2 separate regions of the Homo sapiens genome follow, and region 1 is linked to region 2. Evidence: chromatin contacts called from ENCODE Hi-C or POLR2A ChIA-PET data. All regions are on one chromosome and are shown on one strand. Each heading gives the region's core, a stretch centred on a gene start or an enhancer-like site at or near the end of the contact. The rest is flanking DNA. Distances are from core to core; before and after follow the strand shown.

What was found. Hi-C counts contacts between places; a loop is a spot of excess contacts on that map. ChIA-PET counts read pairs that join two places held with the same protein, here RNA polymerase II (POLR2A). Pooled maps may share reads with other maps.
Region 1: a loop to region 2 is called in a map of dorsolateral prefrontal cortex, with 5 times the contacts of the local background. The contact joins the enhancer-like site here to the promoter of NTRK3 in region 2. A Hi-C loop is called at or near these places in 1 of 168 maps with a recorded cell type or tissue (dorsolateral prefrontal cortex) and 1 of 50 pooled maps. POLR2A ChIA-PET finds 5 or more read pairs at or near these places in 3 of 52 experiments (OCI-LY7, WTC11 and activated CD4-positive, alpha-beta T cell).

Annotation. Positions count from the first base shown.
Region 1 is chr15:88,400,070-88,403,710 of GRCh38, reverse strand. No RefSeq gene overlaps it. Among named protein-coding and RNA genes, the nearest start is that of MRPL46, 65 kb to the left of the region's middle. RefSeq lists an enhancer at 451-3,539. Within about 2 kb of position 2,155, at least 7 of the 41 ENCODE cell types and tissues checked have a DNase peak (open chromatin) inside an H3K27ac peak, as active enhancers do; they include OCI-LY7 and dorsolateral prefrontal cortex, where a contact is called at or near this core.
Region 2 is chr15:88,254,633-88,258,427 of GRCh38, reverse strand. NTRK3 (neurotrophic receptor tyrosine kinase 3) reads left to right here and starts at 1,689. Exons shown (of 20, transcript NM_001012338.3): 1 at 1,689-1,784; 2 at 1,942-2,144; 3 at 2,260-2,522. The coding sequence starts at 2,275. All of the region lies in intron 1 of NTRK3-AS1 (NTRK3 antisense RNA 1), which reads right to left. RefSeq lists enhancers at 1-130, 2,471-3,007, 3,008-3,545.

The DNA.
Region 1 (3,641 bases), core at 906-3,405, 140 kb before region 2:
GAAAATGAAGAGGGTGTGTGTATTGGTGGTGGGTGTGAGGGACGGAGGGATACAAGATGGCTTCATTAGGAACAGTCAAGGGGTGGAGACTTGGAGAGGAAGGATCTAATTGAGTGTGCACCCTCCTTCATGTCCCCGCCTTGCCCAGAATATGCAAATCCTGATGAAAACCAGGAGCTGAGAGAGACCGTGTTGTCTCCAGAGGACTGCTGAGATCCTTTGCTAACAGGAATAAGCACAACTTACACTAGCTTGCAGAGTGGGGCTGCCTCCAAGCATGCACTTATGCTCCTCGACCTACATTTTCTTTGTCTTTGTAATGGAGATCGTGTGTGTGTGTTGGGGGCGGGGTGGGGGGGGTGAGTGCATGAAATCAGCAAGTATGTGAATAATCCTGCAGTCACATCTATGTACTGAGCACCTACTATGTTCTACTCTATTAGGGAAATGGCTGGAAAACAGGCAGTCATGACCCTATTTCCTCACAGTGTGGCGAGGAAGACAGAGTTGGAGCAATTAAAGATGCAATAGTCCATCTAAAAGAGCTTCAGTTGGGGACCTAACTTGGCCAGAATGATTAAGGATTAAAGAGTGCTTAAGATGAGACCTGAGAATGGGTAGCAATAATTAGTGGTAGTGAATGCATTTATACAAAATATATACTTGTGTGTACATGTGGGTGCACATGTACACACAGGTGCACGCGACAGATGTACACACGAAGTAAAATTCTAGGTAACTGAGTAAATAAATTAGTCCACAGAGAAAAAACTTCCATATTGCCAAGTTTATCATCCATTAAACACCCAGAAGATTTTATTGCCAACAAATTAGATGTTGATTTTTAGAAAATTAATTATATATTTCCCTGCCCTCCTAAGCAGCGTAAGTATCGCTTTCGTCATATTTCAGGGTCTTTCGCTATGACTGACATGCCAGTAGGATGCTTAGAGAGAGGGCTTCCTCAGGATTTATTTGGGGGTATGTAATAATTTTATTGCACTGAGATGGCTTCAGACTGCTTTGCTTTTTGAGTTCTTATGTCTGCTTTTTATAGTTTGCTGTCTCTTTCTGTGCTCTCGGGCTGTCAACTGTCACTTCCTGCAGCTGTCAGTAAGCCTGGCATTGGCAGGCCTCACCACTATCAGCATCTGCCCCGCCCCCAACACTCACAGGCTCAGCGATTCCATTCTAATCAGGTACTGACTCAGTTGGCTTGGCTTATCCAAGCTGTAAAGCAGCGCTCTGTAAAGTGCAGCCCCTACCCCAGCAGCAGCAGCTCCACCTGGGAACTTGTCAGAAATGCCAGTTCTTGGGCCCCGTCCCGGACCTGCTGAATCAGAAACTCTGGGGGTGGGACCATGTATTTAACAAGCTGTCCTGGTGATTCAGATGTCCCTAAAGTTTGAGAACCAGTGCTGTAAGGAAGGATAAATAGGGTCCAAGCGAGGGCTGTGTTGCTCTCCTTTGTGCAAGCTGCGTGAGCTTTAGAGCATCAGCCCTGCCTATGTTCTGTCCAGTCAAGGAGCCTGTGTTCCTTCCTGGTTCTGGGCTGTGTTCAGTGTGATTGGATTGTTTCAGGATATCTGAGTTGTAGGAAGATGAGAGGCCGGCTGTGTGAGTCTGAGTGCACACAGAACAAGAGTGAAGGACAGAAAGATAAAGACGGGGCCAGAGCTATGGCTTATGCTCAGCTCCCCAGCTCTTAGCTGCTGGAGTTTCTTACATCTTGGTTCCAGAGCCCTGGCCTGAACTCTCCAGCCAGGAGCCCTGGCGGTCTTCAGGTGGCAGAAGGGTCTTCTGATTCCGTCTTGCTCTCCCACACATGAGTAGCTGCCGGGGGCCCAGGCTGAGTGGCAGGAACACCCAGAGAGGCAGCAGCTGCCGGTGATGCTGCCAGAGACTGTCCAAACGGAGTTCTGAGGAGGGACAGCTAGGATATGTGTGGGAGCCTCTGAGATGCATGGATTTGGGTTTGTAAACATGGGCCTGTTACATTTAGGGTGGGCCACGGGCTTAGGGAGAGCTCCGTAGCATCTTTTGGCAACAGTTGAACATTTTGAGTGGTTTTAAAACATTGCTTATTCCTTATATAGTAGGAGGCCTGTTTTAGCACAGCTTGTCGTCAAAGGGGAGGAGAGAGGAGGGCGTTGGCACTGGGTGAACACCCATTGTGTGCCAGGTACTTTGCATAAATCTTGTTTTGTCGTTACACCCTTCTCCAGGGGCTGGGGCTTATTAGCTCTGCTTTACAGACTAGGACAGCGGCCAAGAGCAGAGGTCTGGGCACAAGAGGTGTCAACCATAGTGAGTCCTGCATGACCCCAGCACTGATACGAGGAGTGTGTTTTGTGAGTATCCAAGACTGTGTAACTGTCAGACAACACGGTAGTACTGAGGGCCCTCTGCCCACAGTGGGAGCACATGGTTGCACTCCTGACATGAGGCTCCAAAGCTGGGCTAAAGTTCCTTTACGATTGACTTGCTCAGTCTGCCTACATCGGTATTTGCTGGAGAGAGAGAGAAAGCAAGCATCTGCTGAACGTGAATCCTGTGAGATGCTCCTCAAATTCAAAGTCCCACTGGCCAAATCAGTTCGGGAATTGTCATAAACTTATCTATACTCCACTCTTGGAGGTCACGATTCAGACTGTATCAGGCAGAGATCAGCTAGAGCCACAGAAACAGTAGGAAATACATATTAAGAGATTTATTGCAAGGAATTGGTTTATGTAATTGTGGGGGCTGGCCAGGCAAGTCTGAAGTCCCAAGGTCAGGCTGGAATTCTAGACCATGGGGTGAAGCTGCTGTCTGAAGGCAGAATTTCTTCTTCAGGGAAACCTCAGCTCTGCTCCTAAGGCCTTCAGACTGATTAAATCAAACCAACCCAGATGATCCAGGATAATCTCGCTTATGTAAAGTCACCCTTCCCAGGGGACTGGGGCTTATTAGCTGTGTCTAATAAGATAAGGCTTCTTAGTCCCTCTGGGGGACAGATTATCTAGGATAATCTCCCTTATGTAAAGTCAACTGATTATGAATTTTAATCACATGTACAAAATACCTTCATGACAACACCTAGATTTGTGTTTATAGTTGACATCTAGCTGGGTGAGGTGGTCACAGCTGTAATCTGAGCACTTTGGGAGGCAGAGGCAGGAGGATTGCTTGAGGCCAGGAGTTTGAGGCCTCCAGTCTGGGTGACAGGGCGAGACCCTGTCTCTAAAATAAACAAACAAACAAATAAAGTTGACATCTAGAACTGACTGTCACACAAATAAACACACTGAGAAGTCCTCCACTAAAGACATCTTGGTTTCGCAGAATCTGTTGTTTCCCAAAGTTGTTTGAACAAGTCCCCACCCCCATTCCCTATCCCCCACAACAGCTGTTTCCACCCAGTATTCTACAGGGTACCTTGGAGATTGCTGCCCCAGCTGTCTGGCCCTTCCTGAGAGGTGCTGCGCAGCAGGAAGCCCAGGGCCGAGTCTGCTCGGTCTACAGGGGCTCTAGGGCAGGGTTTGTCCACTTTGGCCCTATCGACATTTTGGGTCAATTAATTCTTTGTGGTGGGGCTGTCCTGTGCACTGTAGGATGCTTACCAGCATTCCTGGCCCCTATGCACTAGATGCCAGTAGCAT
Region 2 (3,795 bases), core at 440-2,939:
CATAATGGCGACGGGGGTAAAAATCTCCCTGGGGCCAAGGGAAGGTGGAACGTGACGGGAAGTCGGGAAAACTGCCTTGTATAGGCATGTTCTTTTCTTCCATTTTTTTCGTCCAAGTTTTTACTCCAAGCGACAGTGCCACCCGAAGGCGACCGGCCTGTTTGTGGTTGCGCCTGGGGCAGGCGGTGACACCGGCATACCCCTTCCCCCATCTTGCCTGCAAGTTGCATGACCTGCATCGGAATCCACAGGGGGGCGGGGGAGACTCCTTTCAGATACTGGATGCAGTTGAATTGAATTCAATGTATTTTGCTTCCTCGCCTGCCCTCCTCCAAGCTCGGGAAGGAGAACCCTGCTTTCTTCTGCGTGTGAATGCTGTAGTGTGTCTGCCTGCTCGGACTCCCCTAACCCTTTCTTCTCCTTTCCCACAGCGAATGCTCGTTTTTTTTTTTTTCAGCAAACAGCTCACACTTGGCATCTTTATGTTTTATTAAGAAAAAAATCCCTACCAGCGCAAAAGCGGGGCCCCCCCCACACACACTTCTTTCCCGGATGAGATCTGAGCTCTCGTCGAAAGCTGCACCTGCTTTGCGTCCCTACCAGGAAGGGGTGCTTGTGTGGGAGGGAAGGAGGAGGTTCTGCGCCCCCGAATCCGGAGAAAGCAGCCCGCCCGCCCCCTCACCCGGCAGCCAGCTCAGCTCACCCGAGAGCTGAGCCCGAGAAGCCGGCCTCTGACGGTGCTGGCGTGGCGCTTGCCAAAATATGCCCCTTGCATCTCAATTTCCCCCGGCCATTTCTCTTGCACGCACAGCTCGCCCGGGGCCACCTCGGCTCTCCAGCGCAGCCCTTTCGACCCCTGTTTCTTCCTTCCCCGATCCATGCCTGCTCAAGGCCGAATGCAAAACCCACCTCCAAGAAAGCGCAGCGGGCACGGGGGGCACCTAGCGTGCCATGTCCCGCAGTCCCCTCCCAGCCAAGACCAGAGCCCCAGACTCTAGATTACGGAAATGAGTGTCATTCAGACCAAGGACTGCGCGTCTGCGGTCCCGGTCCCCGGCTCTGGGTGCTTCTCTGGGGTGTCTGTGCGCTCCGGCACCCCCCGTCGCCGTCCGTGAGCCTGCGCCCCCCACCCACCCAGGCTTGGGAGCGCCCCCCACCCAAGGCTTGGGAGCACTCCCCAATCACCTCCGCCACGTTCATTTCACTTCCTACCGCGGTCCGGATTGCAGCAAAACCGGGTAGCGCGAGGGCCAAAAAGTGGAAAGGAGAGCGCCTTTCCGTGTCGTGCAGCCAGCTCGCCAACTCTCCCTCCCCAGCCCCGACCCTCGCAATCTCAAATGCAACTTTTTCCCTTCGGTCTCGGTTTCCCCCGGGCTGCGGCTAGCGGGCGCCGCGCTGCGAGGCGTGGAGCGGGCGGGCTGCCGCGAGGCTGCGGGTGGCGGTGCCGGCTACAGCCGCGAGCCGGCGAGTGGGTGGGTGGGTGGGTGGGGAGGAGGGAGAGGACAGGCGGGGAGAGAGACGGGTGTGGGGAGGGGAGGGAGGGGGAGATTCCGCTCTCCTGCCGCTCCCAGCCCGGGCGGGGGGCGGGGGGAGGAGGCCGCGACGAGGGAGGGGAGGAGGGAGGGAGGAAGGGAGGGAGGGAGCCGAGGAAGACGCTCCGATAACCCGTGCGTTTCGTAAGGCTCGGAGCACTTGTACATTTCTGCAGCCGCGCGGCGAGCCATTCGCGGCGGCTGCTGCAGCTCCTACTGCATCTTCCTTCTCTTCCTTTCCTCGGGCTCCGGGTGTGTGTATGTGTGAGAGTGAGTGTGTGTGTTTTGCAGGTGCGTGGTGTGTCCGTTTTAATTCTGCCCAGTAGGTGGGACTTGGTGACTTTAGCACCATTTTTTCCTTTTCCTTTTTTTTTTTTGCCTCCCCACCGTCTGTTGCAACCCTGCAAAGTCTCGGAGTCGGAGAGCGCGCCTCGCTTCCAGAGCCCCCGGACCCGGCGAGTCAGCGATCGCCGAGCCGGCCACCATGCCCGGCAGACCGCGCCACTAGGCGCTCCTCGCGGCTCCCACCCGGCGGCGGCGGCGGCGGCGGCGGCGTCCGCGATGGTTTCAGACGCTGAAGGATTTTGCATCTGATCGCTCGGCGTTTCAAAGGCAGAGGCCCCCCCTCCCCCTTCCCCCCTCCCTCGCCGTCTTTGTTTCCTTCCCCCCCTGCTCTCCCCACTCCCCCCACCCCACCCCCCTCTCCTCTCCTCCTCCTCTTTTTTAGAAGCAGCGATCGGAGATGGATGTCTCTCTTTGCCCAGCCAAGTGTAGTTTCTGGCGGATTTTCTTGCTGGGAAGCGTCTGGCTGGACTATGTGGGCTCCGTGCTGGCTTGCCCTGCAAATTGTGTCTGCAGCAAGACTGAGATCAATTGCCGGCGGCCGGACGATGGGAACCTCTTCCCCCTCCTGGAAGGGCAGGATTCAGGGAACAGCAATGGGAACGCCAGTATCAACATCACGGACATCTCAAGGAATATCACTTCCATGTAAGTCAGGCGGCCGCTCCCCAGCCTGCCTCCCCCGCGCTCTGCGTCTCCCTCCTGCCCACCCGCGGCCGGGAGCCGGCCCTCCGCCCGCCCCAGCTCGCCGCTGCCCGCCGCCCGCTGGGCGCGCGTCAGGCTCGCTCTGGCTCGGGAGATGCTCTCCGGCTGCGCATTCCAGGTGACTCCGGCCCTGGCGAGGCGCGATCCGGCTATGCGTGTGTGTGCCTCTCCCCGGAGAGGACCCCGGCCGCCGAGGGCACGCGGGGCCCAGCTACCGCCCGCCTCCCAACCAGTTGCTGGCTCGTTTCGATGGTGCAAATTGTTTTTTTTTGCTCCCCACTAAATAGCAACAGTTTGGCCACGCTCAAGTGGAATAAAGTAGACGAGGTTCGATTCTTTGGCAGAGGCGGCAGCGGCGGTGGCAGCGGCGGCAGCGCTTAGCCGGCAGGGAAGGTGACAGATAGGGACTGCTCGCGATCCAGCCGAGGTGTTTAACTATTTCCATTTGGAAACAGCAAAACATGCTGACAAGTAAACAAGTTGCGAGCTGGCTGCTCGCGGGGAGACTTTGGACGTGTGGAGGCCGTCATGGACGCCTACCTCTTCCCTTCCCCTCCTGCAGCCCGCCCTCTCCAGCCCCATTTTGGGCATTTCCGAGACACCCCTTTGCCACCCTCATCTGCATCTGGGCGCCTACAGATCCCTTCCCAGTTTGGGCTTTGATAACTGCTCGGAACTATTCCGAGTCAGGATGGCGCAGGGAGAGGAGAGGGCGTGTGTTTTGAGGAGAGGGGTTTCTTGTGTGATCGTGCGGATCGGTTCATTTGGAACATTCAACTCTGGCTGGCTTTTGCTTGGTTCTGCCCCCTCCGAGGGAGACCAGTGGTGGCCTGCTCTTTTCTCCTTGCTATTTTTCTTTGGTGGGGATGGCAGCAGACGCAAAGGAGAGGACAGATCGAGGGCTGGGGACTGGAGAGTCTGCTCCTCTTTTCTTTCGTTGACCTCGGCCAGGTGACCCCTTCCTAACCTACCACCCTGGAGAAGGGTGTGGACCATACTGGAATTGCTCAGAGGATAATTCTCACCTCTTTTCCCCCAAGGCTTCCAGCCCTTGGGGACCCTCAGCAATGGGTAGGCAGCTGAGAAGGGTTTGTGCTGAGGTCCTGGCCAAGGTCTGGAGGAAGGCATTTTGGGTGGCTCTTTACCCCTTCGACGGACTTAAGGGGGCCGGACCTGCCTTTGGTGCTGCTCTGGGAGCACCTCCCCTTGCTTCAGC